Linked DNA regions of Mus musculus: region 1 is linked to region 2. The links are chromatin loops, found by intact Hi-C in ENCODE. Cell type or tissue: left cerebral cortex. All regions are shown on one strand. Each heading gives the region's core, and the rest is flanking DNA. Links, peaks and the distances in the headings are about the cores only. Region 1 overlaps Ctnnd2 (catenin (cadherin associated protein), delta 2). Region 2 overlaps Ctnnd2 (catenin (cadherin associated protein), delta 2).

Region 1 (10,369 bases), core at 2,146-6,145, 52 kb after region 2:
CAGTTTGTTTGCAGTCATACCGAGGATGAGGCACCAGGTCACCATGAAAGCCCCCAACCCTGAAGCTTGCAACCAACATCAAGGAATCCAATAGGAAGGCATCCTGTTCTCCCAAGAGCCATTAGGACTCTTCTCCTGTCTCTTCACAAAGATGTTGCCGTGGCTCAAGCCAGGCCTGGTGTTGCTAGAAAACAGCTCACTCAGGTAGATGAAGTTGGTCGCAGTGGAGCACTTCTGCCATTGAAGGGCTCTGCATTGTTGTAATGCCTGGGCATCTTTAGGTGAGTTGTTGTGTTTCCATCAGCGCCTCATAATGTGCTCATTGTCCTCTGTCCTGAGAACGACTGAAAGGTTGACACATTTAAATTTGTCATGAATCAGATGGAAAGTATCAGGAAAATGACGGTGTCAGTGTTGCAAATGGAGCTTTAGCAGGACAAATACTGTGTGTCCCTGAGTAATGTGTAAAATACCGTGGTGGGCATATTTACACAAATATCCACAGTGTCTCAAAACATGTTCAGATACATATACACAAACATAACACATATATACACACACTCTCACACACACACAGAGACACTTAAAACACATTCAGATATATATACACAAACATCACACACATACACACACACACACACACAAATCAGACCTATGTCTGTCTGGATGCTTTTAAACAGAACTCTAACCCCAAGGGCAAGGCACCAAATCCTCAGAAAGAATACATTTGCATTCTTCAAAATTGCAATGCAGTTCCAGCTTTATTACTGACATCATTGGTTACTGAGAAGGGAGGCAAACTGGGCAGTGCAGAAGAAGTCCTTCAGCCCCTGGGCCAGGCCTGTGCACTTGCCATTCCGGCCCATGCTCCAGGATGAAGCGCCTGTGTGTAATGTGCTGCATTCGCTCATTCTGCACAGCGAACACTTACAAGTGGCAGGGAATGAGAATGCACTGTGGCAAGCTCGCTCAATAGGAGCTTGTTGTTAAGTTTCCAGAGAGGTATGAAAGAGACAGGAAATGGGCCCAGCAGCCTCAGCCAGGAGGGCCTCATTGAAAACCAGTTCACAGGCTCAGATACAATAGAAGCTTTTGGAAACCGGGCAGGATCTCTGAGAATGGCACTGTGGATGGAATCAGCCTGCCCTGGGCCTCACTGCCTGTGGTGAGAGGTCTAGGCCCCCCTGCCCTGCTCTGCCACCTTGCCCCTCACCCTTACCTCCCTCCCATTCCTCTCTTTGGCTCTACTTGCTGGGGCCATTAGGCTAAAGATTGGGCTCTGCCTTAGGCCTCTAGTCTGTCTTCTATGTGCAGAACTCTCCAGCACCCGGGGTTCAATCTTGCTCAAGAGATATGTCATGGGTGCAATACCATCCTCTAAATTCCTATGATGAAGTCTTAACTGCTAGACTCACAATGTGTAGAAACAGTTTCCAAGCAGGTGATTAAAGATAAACTGACACCCCTGGGTTGAGGCCCTCACCCCACAGGACGGACTTGCAAGACTGTATGCAGACACTGGGAATCCAGTCACTTGCAAATTGAGGAAAGAGGCCTCTGAAGGAGGAAAACCTCCCAGCACTTTGACCTTGGGCCCCAGTTTCCAGACCAGTGGGAAAATTTGTGTTAGGTTGTGAATGGCATTCAGGAGCTAGCATTTTATCACCACAGCCTAAGCTGGGATAGGATCTTCAGTGAGCAGCCATGATGGTGATGGTATGGTGTGTAGCTGGAGAGAGGTTTTTCAGAGCTTGCATTATCTGCCTGATGCTTTGCAGAGGTCTCTTTGGGCAGTGTGAGGATGAAAGTCTTCAGCTGTGGTGGAACTCTGTAGGAAGCTACAGAGCTGTGCTCTGAAGGATCAAGGTAGAGTGAACTGTGGTTGTGATATCTTTTCTAGGAAGGCCAAAGAGGGGCCGGTCTAGCAGGCCCAACACTTTTCCACATAGATGTGGTTTCCTGAAGATTCATGAAGTATAAAATTAAAATGCAATATGCAGGTCAATATAGATCTATTTATCAACTTTATAAAATTTGAAAATGAATATAAAGGTTCTATAAAATGAGATTTGAAAATGGGCAGTTTTATAGTTTTCCATGTATATACATATATATTTGTGTGTCTTTGTGCATGTATGTAAATGATCCTGATACATGGGCATGCCCAGCAATAGAAGTAAACTGATTTCTAGAAACTAATGGTCATTTCATCACTTAAAATCACTTAAAATTTAAAATTTTGAATTTTGCATTAAAACATATTATTTTACTCAAACAAGTTCTAGAGTGGGCAAAACTTACTAGCACCTAGAGGCTTGCGTTCTAGTGTGTGGATCAGAGCATAGGTGCTGGTGGGAAATTTAGAATCCCAGGCCCTTACTCCATGCCTCAGACACCATGGTCTGCATTCTAACCAGACCCCAAAATGAGAGCTGTGCATGTGATTGCCATCGTCACCGACTCTATCAGAAACACCTTTCAGACGCCACACCCAGTTTATTCCAGGAACCAAACAAAAGCATTCAGATGTCACTCTGACTGGGCCGTGTTAAATGTGCCTGACATTCTATTGCTGTGTTGTGCCAGAATAAAATATTAGGATTATTTTATTTTTATAGACTCAGAGTGTTTCTTAAGTGATAAAATGTCTGAATTTGAGAAGCCAGGTGTCCCATGAAATTCATATTATGACCCATCAAATGTAAACCCACCATTTAAAATATCAGAATATAGACTTTAAAGGTAGTTTTCTCCTACTAAATTTTTTTCTTGCCTTTCAAAGGTTTATATGTTCCCATCTCCCTTTCCCTAGCCAAATCCTTTAAATATCTCATTTTTCTCCAATTGAACCATTCTCAGTCTGATGAGGGAGCTTTGAACTCTTTATCTCAGGATTACTTATCCTTGCTAGAGCCTTATCATTTCTATAATGCTTTGTTTCACTCTTTGTCCTCATGCCATGCCCTTGACTGTCATCAGTCCCAGTGAAATGACCTCATCCAGTCTCCTCTGATTGCATCTTAGCAGTAGCATCTCTCGCCACTCTGATATCACTCAGTCTAGACATGGACACTTCCTGCATGGGCAATCTTCACCATCCGGGTGAAGCATTTGGTCTGTCTCCCATCAGATAGATGCCCCTCAGGAAGTTCAGTCATGAATATCTTATCAGGGTAGAAGAACATTCGAGTCATTGTCTTCGGCCAAGCGTATCTATCATATTGCAGCCTGCAACTTCCTGTTAGGATTGCAGAGTCCTGTATCCACTCCCAGACCTACAGACCAATATCAGCAGGATCACCTAACATCGACTCGTTTTCATTAAAGTATAAGAAGCTCCTATTGGAAAATCAGTATTGCCCAGCCCTTTTCCTCCTGAGTTATCAATAGAAGGTAGCAACGTTTCATATAACTTGTTATGGTGCACACGTTTTGATTTGGGGCTCAACTCTTAGGGACTGAGGATGAAGGGCAGATCAGAGGAGAGAATTGCAAGTGCTTCTAGAAGGAAGCAGCCATGCAAGCTGTGTGACTAGACTAGATGTTCTCCGAGATTGGCCCTAGGGAATGCTTCCCTGGAGTGGTCGACGAGCAGTTCTCAGGCTATGGTGGTGTATCTGAGAGTAAGATGACTCCTCAGGTTCCATAGCCTTCATTCCGCAAATCCCCCTTCCAAGTCCCCGTCACCATTTCCTGCCCCTTCTTCACGAGCAGCGAACAATCTCCCACTTTTAAACCCCACTTTATGGCAATAGCATTTCAAAAACTTCCATGTATAGTAAACAAAAATAGGAATATGGGTGGATAAACAACCTGTCCCATTGTAGAACATTGATTGACATAAATAAAACCATCTCAGCAAAAGTTGTATTTTTTTTAAATTGTACTATTTATTTCATAATTATATGCCAATATATTATGTCTTACTACATATTTTTCTCCAAGTGTATACTACTACTCATAATAACCACTTCACTCAAAAATTAAAAATTAGATCTTTAGTGTCAAAGATATGAATTACATAGGCATAGTTATAGGTGTGTATGCTTTAATGAATTATCAGAGTACACTTTTGATCATTTCAAAGGGATAAAACATGGAGGTCCCTTTAAAGTACGGAAATGCATCATAATCTACATTTTATTGGGTTAAGTTCTGACTCTGTCATTCGGCCTATGAAGGAAAATAAAACTTTAGAGGCTTCCATTAGGCTTCACCTTTGAGCCAGTTTCTCAGAAATAAGAAAGGAAACAGTCCAGGCCCCTTTCAAACCCCAGTTCAGGCAAAAAGGGGTCAGTTCTTTAGCTACAGACTTTGATTTCCATTTAAGGCTTTTACTCTTTAGAAAAACAGAATAATGTGTTGGGTTGAAAGCTGGAAAAAAAATGAAACTTGGCCTTGGGGATTTTGAGAAATCAGTACCCATTCCTTAGCAGATCTCAGATGTAAGTCTCAAAACAAATGGGGTCTTTCAATTAATACATGACAAATGAAAATGCTTGGAGTGCCTTAGAAACAATGCCATCTATACACTCTCCCAACCTGGTTCTCTTCACCTTCAATGACACACTGTCACAGCGATGGCACGCTGCCCTCAAATGGAGAAGACTTGCACATTTCATCTTTTCAGGAAAGCCAGAATTCTCCCCTGCCAGTAACCCGAGGTGCCCCGGCCTTGTTGGAATGGATGCCATCTAGTGTCCCATTACTGTTTGCTAAAATGAAGTAGCCACAGGAGATGCGTTCAAATACCTCCCAGATTCTTTGTCCAGTCAGACACTGGCCTTTCTGACAGTTATTGAAGCTAATGGGGAAAGCTCCATCGGTAATTTTTAGCAAGAAATAACTGGGCCTGCCTGTGATCATTGACTCAAGTTTTCACTTTAAGGTTTGCCTTGCTGTTCCAGTGTTAACTGGGGGAATAGTACCTTAGACACCTAGGAATGTGTTCTATTTCATAGACTATGGTGATGGAGCCAAAATCTATATTATTGTTTCGGTTCCATGGGTGTTTGCCTTGCCAATTTCAGCAATGGGTTACCAGGATCTGCTGCGAATCCCCTTATACACAGAATCAAGTTCAGACATTCCAAGCTCCGGTGACAACCCAGATCATGTCAAAACACACCTAAGGCAGTGGAGCTAAACATCTCAAACGCCTCAAATATTTGACCCTTTTCTAGAACAGACTCTATGACATAGTTGGAAGATAACCAGTCCCCCAGGAGAGGCTCATGATGAATTTCCCACAAAGCAAAAGCACTATAGGTCCAGGAAGGCATTAAGCACTCAGCATAGAGGACAGAGATGTGAAGGGAAGGTACTCTGTAGAATCCAGTTTTCAACTTGACATTCTTGTGAGTTTTGACCTTTTGAGGTGGTGTACACAGATGTCTTTTTCATACTCCCAATCAAGGCCCCAAGGGTAGGAAATGGGGCTGAGGTTTATGAAGTTCCCATCAGCCTCAGGATCGTACATGAGAGGGCTATGTGTCCATCAACATCCACATTCACACTCCCTAGGGAAGAATGAAAAGGAACTGCATCTGTATACATGTGAGCACATACTGTAGGATTAGTTATCTCATCTTTTTAAAGTTCATGAGTCTGCTGGTAAATGTCCTGGTGTTTCTCCTCTCTTAGGTCAGAACTTTGCCTCTCTTGAGCATATCACAAGTCCAGCTTACGTCATTTCAAGGTAACATGTGTTGATAGGGCTATAATATGGGATGGCTTTGCAGTAATAATGGGGATTTCCTAAGCAACATAGTATGACAGCAAAGTTGTTACTGTATTTCTCATCCAGAGGCTGGGCTTTGATCCTTTAAACTCTGTCCAGTTCCTACTATCACCTGGGAGATGTATGGAGCTATAACTAGGATACTGGGCCATTAGCCATAGTGCAGTTCTCCAGACTGCAACATTGCTTTGACATAATGACCTTCATTCCTGATACAGGCGACACAAATGGATAGTTAAATTCCCTTGCAGAGTAACAGCACAAGTTTCCTTTTCTCAATTTTTTTCTACTGTTTTGTAAAATACTGTCCATTTTACATTGGTTTCTCTAATAGCTGAAACAGTTTTGATTCTCTGTCTCTTGGTGGCAGGTTCATTATCCGTTTGGTTGTATGTTGCATACAATTGGAAAGAAGATAAAGCTTTTATCTAAAATATTAAAGTAGGTTGAGCTCTGCATCTGATCAAGAAAAAGAAGAATGAGAGGTGCTAAGTTTTGAATTTATAAAAACATAATTTGTGGTGTACTTGTTTTGAGAACATCTTCTTGCTTATCAAGCTAAAGGACAGGTTACATAAATGGACGGAAAGTTCTGTTAGCCCATTCTTGGGAATTGGTGTCATGTTATTAATGTTGAATATTAAACAGTTCTTGTTTTCAGCGTTGCTCTAACTCATTTTCCTTTTCCTGCTCAGCTGATTAGATGCTTAGTATTCCACCCAATTCCCTCACCCACAGAGCCTTTTTTGAAAACCGTGACATAGTTGCTCGTTTGTTTAAGGGCACCAATATTTAGATAAACAAAAATCTTAATGGGAAAGGCAGAATTGCAGCTACTGTTCTTCTGAGCATGAAAAGGAAAGGTGTTAGCTCCCAAGGAACATTACTGTTTCTGCCAAAATCGGTCAACTGAGCCTTATAAAAACTAACAGAAAAAAAAAAAAAGTTAGATGGAATGTTGTATTTGAAATTGACTTCATTTACTTTTGATGGGTGCTGACCTTAGCACTTGGCCCATGGCAGTCAAATGCAATTAAGCCAGACCTGTGACCAAAGGAGCTAGGTAGGATGCAAACCCTGTGGAATGATCAGAGGCCCTCAGCCTCATTCCCAGCCCAGATTCCATTAGTGTTCCGAGGTGTTAGATCCGTGATGGACACCTTGCCATTTCAATAAAGGCCTAAGAAGCATCCCTGAAAGCCTCGTGGGAATCAAGAGCATGTCATCTGTTGCAGAATCAGATGTGACATACCCAGGTATTCTGAATGTATGAAAAATCAGATACAATTACAGATTTATACTGTGCTTTGTCGCACTTAAAACTTACCAAACAGCCTGTCGGTTTTCTATACACGGTATGTAGGTGGTCACAAGGTAGCCAAGGAAAGACACATCTGGACAGAAACCTGAATAAACATTGAGCACCATCCAGCAGGAACCTAGTGCTAAGGGCCAGAGAGAATCCAAAATTCTAAGACCCTGAGAAACTGCAGCAAGGAGATCTGGGCATCTGGAAATACTAACCTGGAGAGATGGAGCAAGAATGTGGAGGTTTTTGCAAGGCACAGTTGTGGGGTGTCCCTGTTAAGATTGGGTATATGTCAAATCAGATGGAGAGTCATTCATCGTCTTTTATAGATATGGATATTAGACTTTAAAGGATCCTTGAGGCTTTGAGTAAAAATGATCCTAAATGGAGACAGGCTAGGAGCAGTGATACCTTGGAGATGGCATTGCAGACCCAGACGGCAAGAAAATGGTCCAGGCACGAAGTTAGTAGGATGGATGCTTATCAGAAGTCTTCAGATTGGGAAAGTACTGAAGGTAGAATCCACAGAGTTCCCTAAAGAATTTAATTCGGAGTTGCCAGAGAAAGGGTCAAGGATAGCTGCAATGGTGTTGTCCTGAACTGCTGGGAAGAATTTGTTTCTCAAGATGAGCCGTTCCAGGTGACATCCAGTTTGGGATGCACGGGGTGTTCCATGCAAAGGTTGAGGCTTATCCATCTCTGTCTAAGTACAGATGTGGACCAGACCCAGAACACAGATGAGGTTGGAAGGAAGACCTGGGCATCCCAAGCCTGGGACTCTACATGGGTCAGACACTGGTTTAAGTTGTTGCCCATGTCACAGCAGTTTCATGATTCCTAATAAGGAAAGCGCTATTCTTATCCTAATGTGACACTTGAACAATCCACTCAAAGCCAGCAAACAGCTTTGAAGAGAGGAGAATTTGGCAGAGAAAACTGAAGTGATGCCAACCGTGAAAGTAGGAGGAGATCAAAGAGGGCACTCAACCGAGGCAAGCAAGGGAAGGAAGCAGGTAGAGGAAGGGCAAGCCTGGGTCAGCTGCCGCTGTGCCATCTAAGTACAGAGGCGAATAATGAACCACCACAGGCTGCAGCTTTAGATCTGGGATCTGGAGCGGGTGATAAATCTCAGCTTTGCTGGACTTACCAGCACATGAAGGTGAAGAAATAAAGTTATCAAGTGTAGAAGCCAGTGCAGTATAAATTCAAGGAATATGGGCTGCCTTGGTTCAAATCTGATCATCTCCATGGGCGACCTTAAACCATGACCCGTATATTCCACAGTTGTTCGTATCTAATATGGTGATGATAAACCTCACGTTTTATTATCAGTTGTAGAATTGTTGTGTTGCTATGTGCAAACTGCGTAAAACGATGCCTGACATTATATAGGGATTTGTCTTTACCAATACAGCATTGTTATCAAAGACACCTCCAGTTGTTTTCCTAAAGATGAGCCTGGGGGAGGGTATTTTCTTTCCAGTAACAGATTTGCTATCGTGTTCTTAGTTAGATGCTGGATAAAATGTTAGCAGACTGATACAGTGTGGGGTGAAGGTAGGGTCATTGTGAGAAGTGTTTGTGTTTGGCAGAAAGATGGATTTAGTGGCATCCGAGGAAAATGGGATGATTTCAACTATTTTAACAAGAAAAAGGTCTGAGTGAGTGGAAATAGGCTCAGTCAGGATGAAGGATCTGAAGTGAGCATCGTCCTCTGTTTTCACACAGGGAAAGAATTTCAAGTATCTCAGGTGAGCGTGAGGAGAGAGCTGGAGTCTCGAAGTCTGAGGAGCCTCTGTGGGGTCAATATCTGGAGTGTGGCAGGGTGGTGGTGCTGTAGGCAGGGTTGAGTGGTGAGTAGAGATGAATGACTGTAGACTTGGCATGGTGAGATCCCAAAGGCATGGCAATGGAGCAACGTCAGGCAGACTTAATGGACAGTAAAGACCTTCATTATACCCAACTCTGAGCCCAGGCAAGGGGATAGGATCTGAAGAGCCACAGACAGTACACAGATTGTGGAGTCAGCATACTTATGAATTATTTTGTGTTAATAGGGAAAGAGCTGGGCTCCCCGAGTATTCACAGCCAGGAGCAATGAACTAGTTCAACCAGAAATTCTGCCCTGACAGAGACTTCCTTAAGCATCACGGTAACCATCCACACATCTTATATTTGTTCCTTAGCAGACAGACAGCACTTGATTAAACTCCTAAGTTTAGGGCTCTCCAGTTCGGACAGAGCCTTTGATACAAAGAAACAATATTATACTCTATTTAATTCTGCACTGGAGATCTGGGACTCTTAAAACATTGAATGGGTCTCTTCACATTTCCACCTTTCAATAGATCCTCCTTGATAGTACATGCAGCATCCAAAAGTGTGCCAATAGAAAGGTGGTTTTAAATGCACTTATATTTAGCACAAAAAAATACTTTAAGTGGAGAAAATAGCATACAGAACTATATAAAGAGTAATTTCGAGTTTATTACAGGGTGTCTTGGTTTGGGTTACTACTGCTATGATGAAACACCATGACCAAAAACAACTTTGGGAAGAAAGGGTTTATTTTTGTCACAGTTCCAAAGAACATCTTATCATCAAAAGCAGTGAGGGCAGAAACTCAAGCACAGCAGGAACCTGAAAGCAGGAGCTGATGCAGAGGCCGTGGAGGGATGCTGCTTACTGTCTTGCTCATCATGGCTTGCTCAGCCTGCTTTCTTAGAGAACCCAAGAGCACCAGCCTAGATGGTGGTTGGGTCTTCCCACAGCAGTCATTAAGAAAATGCCTTACAGGCCTGACCACAACTGGATCTTACAGAGACATTTTCTTAGTTGAGGTTTCCTCCCCTCAAAAGACCCCAGCTTGGTCAAGTTGACATGAACAATCCAGCACACAGGTGAGAAGTGAAAGCACCATGTAGAAATACTTAAGACATGAAGAGTGCAGCATCCTTTTCAGCCCATTCTTCTTGCTAATGGTGCCGCCGTCACTACCAACCCACAGTGGGCAGTAAGCAGGGAGGGTAGCCTGTGGTGTTTAGCAGCCAAAGTAATGAGGACACTGACAGAGTTCACAGACTAGACTAATGCTAACGTGCTATGGCACAGCCTATGTCATAAACCTCACTTGTGCTTCAGTTTCTAAACCTGTAAAAATCAGGATAAAATGATGGCACTTGTTTTGTAGGGTTCACTGGGGATCAAGAAAGGTGTTAATGTCTAGATACGTTGCTTTTCGCGTGATTGACAACTAATGCAGAAACTCATAAGTGGTCAAAATGATGACTGAATGTCTATGAGTGCTCAGCCCTAAGTGG
Region 2 (10,369 bases), core at 2,525-6,524:
CTCTAAAGTTTCAGTCAGCACAGAACTGATGGCCCTAAATTATCTCACTGGAAGGTTCTCAGTGAGACATCAGTGTCTCTGGAGTGGTCCCTGCAAGGCCTTCCTTCATTCCGGCTTCCCTGAGTCCCTGGAAGAGGACACATCAGTCATTAACTTACTCTCTCTACTTTGTCATTATGTAGACCACACGGTGTTAAGATAGTTTCTGCAAATGCCAGACCTCAGCCTTCCTGATGTAAGCCATGGCCACATTCCTGCACCTCTCTTAACAGCCCAAAGGTGGAAGCTCTGCTTCCTTTGAAACGCGCTCTCTGCCCTTTACTGACCATGACCCTGTCCTGACCCAAAAGCACTTCTGCCAACAGAGTCTGAGTCAGAATGGTCTTCAGCGGGGACACCTCAAGTGACAGATCTACCCCTGTGTTCAAGTAACCACAGGAAACTGAGAAGGGGCAAAACATGGGTAAAAAGGAGTTGCCAGACTGATGGCGATCCACGAAGCTTGCTCATCTTGGGTAGTCACCAGGTAGTGACGTCAGTTGTCCATTCCTGACTTCACGGCATTAGCTCCCTAGCATCCTGAGCAAATGTCATTCCTCTCTCAGAGCTGGGGCCCTGCTGACTGCTTCAGCAAACTTGGCAAGTCTCAATGTGTCCTCACAAGGACTGTCCTAAATCAGGGACCTGTTTTATACAATGTGGTTTCTTTTAGAGCCAGGGTATACTCATGACTGGGACTCAGGATTCCTGAGAGCGTGTTGGCTGTGAGGTCACTTGAGAGCTGGCTGTAAGCATTGGGATTTTTCTGGGGACACTTGCTCTGCTTAGTGACTTGTAGGTGCTAGTGACCTGATACATCAAGCTTGTGCTCTGTGTAGTTAAAACCTGTTTGGGAGCCATGTGTGCATTGCCTGCCTTCCAGATCCAATTGTATTGAAAATATATCCTCTATGAAACAGCTCTATCACAGTGGCATGAATCCACAGTACAATTACATAAAAGGTCACAATAAGCAAATGAGTAACACACACACACACACACACACAAAAGTGGAAAATAAAATGTATAACTATAGTTTATCCTAAGTCTGTCCTAAGCAAAACTTACATACAAAGACATGATATATTTGTTTTATCAAAGCATTTCTGAGTGTATGGTTTCTATTCTTGAGGATTTTCTAACAAGATAAAACAGGGTTACACCGAACGTATCCCCAGCTCCAGCCTGTTGAGTCATATCACATACTCGATAGCTACTTCCTTCTGAGTTCCAAAGAAGCAGATCCTCACCTTCTCAGCAACAAAGGGACATTAGTTCTGGGACTGATCTAAGGAACTAGGAAGGAAGAACACAGGTTCCTGCCAGCAGAACCATGACTAGGGACAGCATCAGGACCACTTTGCTCCAAGTTATTGTGAAATACTTTGTGTCACTATTCTTCTTTAGGGTCCTCTTCAACAATAACACATTTCTTCCCATTCTCTTTACTGATAAATGGTCAAATATCACTATGAAAAGGAGTCTAGCCCTTAATTTTTACCTGAAATCTAATTTGAAAAGTAGACTTACAATTTTATTGTATGAAATTATGTTTGAGGTACAGCTTAACCCGTAGATGAGTGGACTAAGTTCTTTCCATCTACTGTGTGTGTATTTTTTTTTAAGTCAACAATGGGTTAGGATAAGCTATCCTATGAATTGTGAAGTAGACTTAAACTATAGCCTTATGTCTCCCAAACTGGCCAAGAGGCACTAAATGAATTTATACAGTGAAACAAAAGCAAATGTGTGCTCCCAGGTTCCCATTTTTTGTGCAAATGATGAGCTGCTCTTCGACATTTATTACTCCATCAGCCACAGTGATGGACCACAGCATTCCTGGACCATTTGTTATGAGCTATAGATGAGCTGGTGCAGCTGTGCAGCCCAATAAGTTAGACCCTGGTTACGTGTGGCTGTGTGAATTGGGATTAATCATGTGCACGCTAAATCCAGTGCTTCCATTGACAAGCAGCATTTGAGGCCCTCAATGAGCCTGTCTGGCTAGTGAGTGCTAAATTGGGACATGCCAGTTTGGGACATTACCAGGCCTAAAGCAAGTGGATGGGACCATGCTGCTCAATGGGTACCAATAAGGCTTGTGTAGTGAGACTGCTGAGTGATAGGGGTGTTTAAACACACAGAGACAGCAGGCTGGGTTAAATTTGTATTTTATTACACACACACACACACACACACACACACACACACACACACACACACACACACACTGAATAACACCGCTTACTGCCTCAGAGACAATATAAAATCTTACCGCTTCTTTCTCCTTTCCCTTTTTCTTGTTAAAAATTCTATAAACTTTTTACCAAGATCCTCCTATATGTCTGTTTTTGACTTAGACATTCAAAATGTCTAACGGTCATCTGGCATTTTCCAAAACTTCTACAGATTTGAGGAACATTTAAGGAAAGTTTGTAAATGCTAATATCCAACATAATTAGTACTCTCAAATTGCATGTTCCAGCAGATCAAAAAAACAAAAACAAACAAACAAAAAACCTGGCAAGGTATTTACAAACCATAGCTTTCCTGGGATACACATAAGTCAAATACATAAATATTGAGTACTTATCCCACTTTATTGGTAAATTAGCTTATTAATTAAATTAGTTCCTTTTAAATTATTTTTTCAAATCTTTTACATAAGTGAACTAACTGTATTTACATTATTTCCTCTGTTCCCTCTCCATGTCCCAACTCCTGAATCGCAAATGTTCAACCTCCTCTTCTTTAATTATTATTGTTTTATACACACATGCACGCATGCATGTACACGCATGGCCAAGTCCACCTAGTGGTGCTTCTATGCACACGTAGGGATAACCACTTAGGATTGAATTTGCCAGGAGCTCAGCCATGGAGAGAACGAAGCCTCCCTCTGTCAGCGGTCTGTAGCTCTCCATCTAGGGCTGTGGCTGTGTGAGATTTCCTCCATCCTCACTGATGTGTTGGGATGTCAACTCATTTTTCAGGTCATGTTTAGGCAGCCATGCTGTTGAGAGTTCACGGGTGCAGTTTCCCTGTCACATAAAAGACATGGTCTCCTAGCTGATGTCCTGTCTTGTCCTTTGACTCTTACAAACCTACCACCTCTCTCCAGCAACAACCCTGAGGCCTTAAATGGAAGGGCTGCTTTACCATGTGGGGCTACGCATAGCACAGTCCTTTAGCTATGCATTTTGATGTGTTGTAGGTCTCGACACTAGCTTCCATTGAGAATTCCATCCATGCACACAATGTTTTACAGTTGTACCCCTTCCCCACCTTCACAGCTATTTGTCCCGTCCCCTTCCCAGAACCCCGCATATCCCATCCAACTTCATCTCTGTCCCCTTCTCATTTGTTTGAAACCCAACCCAACCAGTCGGGACAGTGCTGCTCATACGAGCATAAATGTAGGGTCATCTACTGGAGCATAGACAACCTGCCAGGATTATACCCCAGAAGAACACAGATCCTCCATCCCTCGCTAAGAATTACCTTTCAGCATCTCCTGCGTGGAACCCTTTGGGATACTCTCCTGTTCATGCTGAGCCTGCCTTGATCTTACTAAGGTCTTGTGCAGGCAGCCACAGCCTCTGTGAGTTACTGTTGGGATGTCCCTGTTGTGGCTAGAAGACACTATCACATAACGCTCTTCCCTATTCTCTGACTTAGAATCTTTCCATTCCTTCTTCCATGATGTTCCTGAGTATTGAGAGGAGGCGGTGGAGTACAGCTCAGGACCGAGCAGATCAAAATCACTTATTCTTTGTATTGTGACCGATTATATAATCTCTGTATCAACCTCCATTCACCACTAAAAAGACAGCTGCACTTAAATTAGGCACATTTATCATTATTCATTAAAAAAGAATGCCCTCTCTAATGCCATTGTTAATATAATAGAAGGCCATTATTTGTGTCATAGAAGACATAATAGAGTTTATTGTAAGCAGGGGACTCCCTATTCTTAATGTTTCCGCCATTATCTTCCTGTGTGAGGCTCTCCCACCACTCGCTAGCCAGATACAAGGTCATAGAGATATTAGTCAACAACAGAGTGGAGCCTCAGAGGGAAAATGTCTGTGTGCTTGTCAGAATTTTTAGGATCAGTACCATCTACCTCCCTTGACAGACTGTTATCAACCCCAGGACCCACTTCAGATGCCCAGAACCAGATGGTCTGCCATTGTTGGTTCTCAAAGTTTGGTGGAGACTTCAATCACCTAGACAGCTTGTCCTACAGAAGTAGCTTGGCCCCCACCAGTGATTCTGTTCTATTCAAGGCAGTGAGGCTGTTGTTTGGTAAATAGACAGCGCACTCTGGAATCCACCACTCTGAGATCTGGTTCTCATGTGTGTTGGGCATTGCTGGGAAGCTGGCTTACTTAGCTGATGCTTAGGTACCACCATCAAAGGCTCGGAATTAAATGTCTAGGGTAAATCTTAGCTGTTCCAATATTTTTGAGAAGTTCCCTGACAATTTTCACCTATAGTTTAGTTTCAGAAGCCCGGTCTCTTATGGTCCTGCTAAGGGAGCAACTCCACGCTTCTTAGTTTGATATTAGACCATAGCAATGGGATTCAGGAAGACACAGGAGTTCTCCAGAGCTTGCACATTCTTCAAACTCTCAAAGCCAAAACCTCAGGCCAAATTTATGAATCACTCCTTCATTGATTGAGTAAACGTCACTGCAGTCTCTCTGTGGATCAGGTTCTCTTGTGGTTGCTAGAGAGACTCCTGTAAGCAAGCGCATGGAGCTCGCATCCCACACCTTGTGGTAAGCTTAAAATAATTCCAGTTCAGATTGGGATATGTAATGCACTTATGAAATTTATATTAAACATATACATTATATATAAACAAATGTGTGTAGTAGAAATACACATATATACCTCCCACAGAGAGTGTCTCTCAGCAAAGAGTTGTCTCCCTCATAAAATGCTGTGCTTAGTGTGTGTTTGTGTACACGTGCATGAGGGTGCATTGACATGTTCTACTCATGTTGGGGTGGGGTCAGAAGACAGCCTCCCTGGGTTTTGTACATCAACACTACAACACCCCAACACCCCACCCTCCCATCCCCTACCCCACCCCACCCCACCCCCACCCCCACCCCTTGGCCCCCAAAAAAGTCTCTCTCATTGGTCTTGACCTCTAAAAGAGAGACTAAACTGGCTGTCCAGTAACAGCCAGACTGCCTGCCTCCCTAGTGCAGTGTAGCACTAACCCCTTTTGCCCAGTGAAATGTGGGTGCCAGGGATCAGGCTTAGGAGACAAGATTTTACTAAGATGTCTCCCCGAGTCCCAACTTGTTCTTAATTCAGTATCTTGATGCTTCCTCGGTACATCCTCAGTGTTTCTCCAGACAATTTGGAATGCTGTGTGTGCTCAGATAAAGTGCCCAGCCTCCCACTTGCCAAATACCACCCCAAAGGGCAGAGGTACAACGGAAGTTTCCTGTGGAGAGCATCTATCAGCTCTTCTTCCCCCCTCCCTTCATTTCCTTGCTCTCTTCCCAGCCCAACCAGCATTCTTCCTTCCATACCCTTCCATGACAGCTTCTCTCTCACACAGTGTGAGATGCTACTAGCTTTTCACACCAGGGACTCCCCCAGACCCTTTCTCCTGCCCTGGGTGAAGCTTGGAGAATCTAGTCATTCTGCCCATAAGTAGATGACAATTGGGTATTTTCATTCTAATGCAGATTTGTCTCTGAGCAAGATTAGAGGAAACTGTCTTTCTAACTCCACCCCAGCCCTGGTCTTTTGTGTTCTTGTAAGTCAAAGAAAGCAACTGGCTTTCAGTCGAAAGACACAACAGCAGAGGTGTTGTTCTGAGACATCTAGAGTACACTTTTAATAACCAGAAAAGGAAGCACTTTTAGTGTTTCCAATTTTAATTGATCTGTTTCCTCTAGTTTTTTTTTTTTTTTTTTTTTTTTTAACTGAAAAACCAAGCTTACTCTCGTGACGTAGCACTTTTCCCTCCGTTTAACTCTTGACCAAAAAGTCTTAACGGCAAGACAGCAGAATAAATTCTAAGTAGTGCATCTTTTATGTCCCGGTCTAAGTACGCAATTCGGTCAGTTTTCGGTGGCTGAAAGTGTGTCTCCTGGAATAATGGGAGCGTTTAATGCCTGGAGTTTTCATTAAAGCTAGCAGAGAGAGAGAGAGAGGGCGTTCTGAGAGATCACCGGTTGGGTGGCCTTTAAATGTTTCTCCTGTGACTAAAACCTCTTGGAACTCGGAGCAGACGCATGCCTCTCGCCTCTTTGTCAGCGGGCCTCTGCTAACCCGCTCCTTTCCCTCCTTGGAAAGGAACCGGGCTGGGAACGTGCTGGGGCGTGGGTTCGCGTCCCTCTCCACGCGTAGCCTGGGCGCAGAAGTTGTCTTCTGCAGCCGGGCGGGGCGGGCGGGCGGGCGGCTGCTTCTCCACCTCTGAGCGCGCCTGTTCTCTGCTCTCCCTCCCGGCACAGGGCACGACCGGCCGCGCGGGGCACCTGGCGGGCTCCGAGCCTGCGCCACCGCCTCCGCCTCCGCGGGAACCGTTCGCGCCCAGCCTGGGCAGCGCCTTCCACCTGCCCGACGCGCCGCCCGCCGCCGCGGCGCTCTACTACTCCAGCTCCACGCTGCCCGCGCCGCCGCGCGGGGGCTCCCCGCTGACCACCACGCAGGGCGGCTCACCCACCAAGCTGCAGCGCGGAGGCTCGGCCCCCGAGGGTGCCGCCTACGCCGCGCCGCGCGGCTCCTCGCCCAAGCAGTCGCCCAGCCGCCTGGCTAAGTCCTACAGCACCAGCTCGCCCATCAACATCGTCGTGTCCTCGGCCGGCCTGTCCCCGATCCGCGTGACCTCGCCCCCCACCGTGCAGTCCACCATCTCCTCTTCGCCCATCCACCAGCTGAGCTCCACCATCGGCACCTACGCCACCCTGTCGCCCACCAAGCGCCTGGTCCACGCGTCTGAGCAGTACAGCAAGCATTCGCAGGAGCTGTATGCCACCGCCACCCTCCAGAGGCCGGGCAGCCTGGCAGGTAAGGGGCTGGGCGCTCTGGTGTGGCTCACATGGACGCTTGGCGGGGAACCAGGGAGACTGGATCCAAGCAGCAGTGCTGGGCATGTCTTGGGTCCAGTTTTCAGATTCCGGGGCTGTCGGGTTGTCAGGGATTGTCTGGAAAGACTGTCAGCGTCTCTCTTCAGGTGTGCCTATCATGTGGTCTGTCTGCCTCTAACACCTGACTGCCTTCCCTTGTCCCTCCCTAAAGTCTGAAGACTTAAACCCAGCAAGGAGGTTAATTTAGTAGGACCACACAGACCTGTTGCTTACATGCAGAAAGAAATCAAGTAGCTCTCCCAGTGGGTATGATCAGTATTAGTTGCCACAAAAAGTTATATATTTTCCCCCCAAATCAGATTCTGAATTTACATAGGTTGCAGCAGCAGCAGCAGCAGCAGAGTAAAAGTAACCAACGGGAAGCATCTTCAATGGTTACCTACTTCATTATAGGGGCTCAGCGGGGGACGGGGGTTGTCTGAGTTGGAGAGGCTGCTTTCTTCTGCCAAATCAGAAGAGGTGACATTTCTGTGGTGCCTGTCCCTATTACAGACCAGGCTGAGCTGGCGACTGTGCTGTCAATGCCATATGCTCAGTTTAAACAAGACACTGTGATTGAAAGACTAATGCTCCCTCCTAAGACACCTGACATGTAATCTGGATTTATCGCCTATTTCTTTCCTTCTAGAAGTATTTGGTAATTTTGTGACTCTAGTAACAGATGCTGTGCTCGTATGCTTCTTGTCTTGACACAAATAGATGACTGTGAAGATAAATAGGATTAAAAAAAAAAAAGGGAACTTGTCACAGGCACAAGGCAGGTGGCCAAGGACTTCTTTAATTCAAACACAGTAATCACCAGCAAAGACTAGTTAGCTAGTTAGCTGGTTAGCTGGCTTAGTGGGATGCAGGCTGGGATATGCTGCCCACAGGACTGTGCTCGGTTTGTTTGCAGAGAATAATCTGTCTCACTGCTGTGCCTGGAGAGTGGGATTTTGGAGGTAGCCAATCATTAATGCCCAGCTATGTCTTCTAAGGTAGCCACTAGTTTGAAGAGCATCTTAGGAAACAGGCAACAAGCTTTATGTTTATGAGATCATACCAAGAATCAGAGGGGTGAGAGGTCACCCTGGTCATCCCCCAGCCACCATAGAGAAGATGCAAGGAGTTAGGGGTCTGTAGACTTCTAAAGCCCATTGCATTTCTGTGTTTGCCTGGTGGAAAACAGAAGGGTGGTTTTGTTGTTGGTGGTGGTGTTTGTTTGTTTGTTTGTTTGTTTGTTGAGGGAGGGGGTCCCACCTCTTCCCTCACCTGCTGATGTGTGACAGACATGTGCTGTCACACTGTATACCTGTGGGGAAGCAGAGAGTGGCCAGATAGCAGAACGTGTAGAATTTTGAGGAAAGGTTTAGGGAATGGAAATACAGTTACCAAGAATGCGACCATTCCTTGCATATTTTGAAAATGACTTATATTCTAAGGGCTGCAAAGAATGTTTCAAAGGCTTTGATGGCAGTCAGTCGGGGTGGGGTGCTGGTGCTGATGTTGGTACTGGTGCTGCTGGTGGTGCTGGTACTGGTGCTGATGTTGGTGTTGGTACTGTTGTTGGTGCTGGTGCTGGTGTAGTGTTGGTACTGGTGCTGGTGTTGGTATTGGTATTGGTGTTGGTACTGGTGCTGGTGCTGGTGTTGGTGTTGGTACTGGTGTTGGTGCTGGTGCTGGTGTTGGTGCTGGTACTGGTGCTGGTGTTAGTGCTGGTACTGGTGCTGGTGCTGATGTTGGTGGTGGTGCTGGTGTTAGTGCTGGTGCTGGTGTTGGTGCTGGTGGTGGTGCTGGTATTGGTGTTAGTGCTGTTGCTGGTGTTAGTGTTGGTGCTGGTGCTGGTGCTGGTGGTGGTGCTGGTGCTGCTACAGGTGCTGATGGTATGTATACAGTCACATTTCTTTCTGTTAGAGGTGAAGGCTTCTCCAGTCAGAAAGAGAGCTCTAGTTGACCAAGACATTCCCATCTGTTCCTCATATTTTCTTGCCATATTACATTTTTGCTACCTAGTGAGGAAAAAATATTCAATATGCCATCAAAGAGACATAATTTTAGAGTTGCAGTGAACATTTTAAATGTTTGAATTCATTTGTTTAACATACATGTTAAAATATTCATTTAAAGACTTCTTCATGCAAATTGCCACTGGTGGGTTTGAGTTCAGAATTATCCTGTCAGAGTATATGAAGGATGGATTCGAGTAAGATCTCGAGTTCCATTTGGAAAATCATGACCCATGGCCAAAGAGAGTTATCAGAGATGGACTATAGTATGTGTGAGCTCACAGACAGCCAAGCTTACATACCCTGCATCTGATGCCCTGTGTTTGAATCTCTTCCAAGTATCATAAAGTTTGGAGCCACCTGGCTTGCCAAATGAAATGGCAAAATATATATATATATATATTGAGATTACAGAATAGATTTTGTCTCAGTAGAGCTGTGAATCGGGAGATCTGTTACTGACAACCAGAAGTATCGGTAGAGGATAGAGATGCTCACTGTCAGCTAAGGTCTCAGGTCTTCGCTGTTCTCTCTCTGTATACCACCACCAAGTCAGTTGCTAGAGACAATACATCCCCTGAAAGTTCCCGACTCCTCTCAAACAGAGAGGACAGAAAATACAATACTTTCAACGGGGTGACTCAGAAGGTGGCTTTTGAGTCTTCCCTGAAGTGGTGAGCCAACCAGCCCTGTGAAGACTAGGGAAGGGCGAGCTCAGAGGCTGGGGACTGGGAGTGTGCCTGCCATGCACAAAAGGGAAGCTCTGAGCAGGAGGAGGGCTTGGCCCTTGCTGAGGTTGGATAGATTCCGGAGGCCTTACAACACAATGAGGGCAGGCACATAACTGACATAGTCTGGCTTCGTTTGCAGCAGGCTTACTCTGACTTGATATGTTAGCAATCTGATTCAGGGATCAAAGGCAAAATAAGGATGTCCATTGGGCGTGATTACAATAAGCTAAGTTAAAGTTAACCTCGGAAACAATATACTCACACTGAAGGTGATGAACAATAGGGGTGTGTGCATGTGTGCAAGCGAGCGCACGCACTCACACACATACACGGATGCTTGCCACTGTGATTTTTGTGAACTAGGTGAAAAAGGTAAGAAAGAAGATCAACAAGAGAACGGAGTTTCAGTGACACAGCTGGAGCACGTTGCAGAAGCACCTGCATAGGTTTAGGAAGTGTGGATAGACACTAAGGCCCAGCTAGTTACAGAGGATGG

What was found. A loop is a pair of places that touch in the nucleus more often than their neighbours do. Peaks named below come from ENCODE experiments on the same cell type or tissue, not always from the same donor. Only the 100,000 strongest peaks of a DNase experiment are listed, where the experiment ranks them.
Region 1: a loop joins it to region 2, with 2.1 times the contacts of the local background. A loop is called at or near these places in 1 of 42 quality-filtered maps.

Annotation. Positions count from the first base shown.
Region 1 is chr15:30,692,947-30,703,315 of GRCm38, forward strand. The region is part of intron 9 of Ctnnd2 (catenin (cadherin associated protein), delta 2); the gene reads left to right. Gm41283 (a long non-coding RNA gene) reads left to right here. Exons shown (of 2, transcript XR_875095.2): 1 at 1-10,369. Among named protein-coding and RNA genes, the nearest start is that of Gm41283, 15 kb to the left of the region's middle. In left cerebral cortex, for the core only: no CTCF peak of the experiment used is centred there; DNase peaks (open chromatin) are centred at 4,304 and 4,604; H3K27ac peaks cover 1,591 bases.
Region 2 is chr15:30,640,248-30,650,616 of GRCm38, forward strand. Ctnnd2 (catenin (cadherin associated protein), delta 2) reads left to right here. Exons shown (of 23, transcript NM_008729.3): 7 at 6,522-7,077. Among named protein-coding and RNA genes, the nearest start is that of Gm31841, 37 kb to the right of the region's middle. In left cerebral cortex, for the core only: a CTCF peak has its summit at 2,819; DNase peaks (open chromatin) are centred at 4,757 and 6,283; H3K4me3 peaks cover 412 bases; H3K27ac peaks cover 265 bases.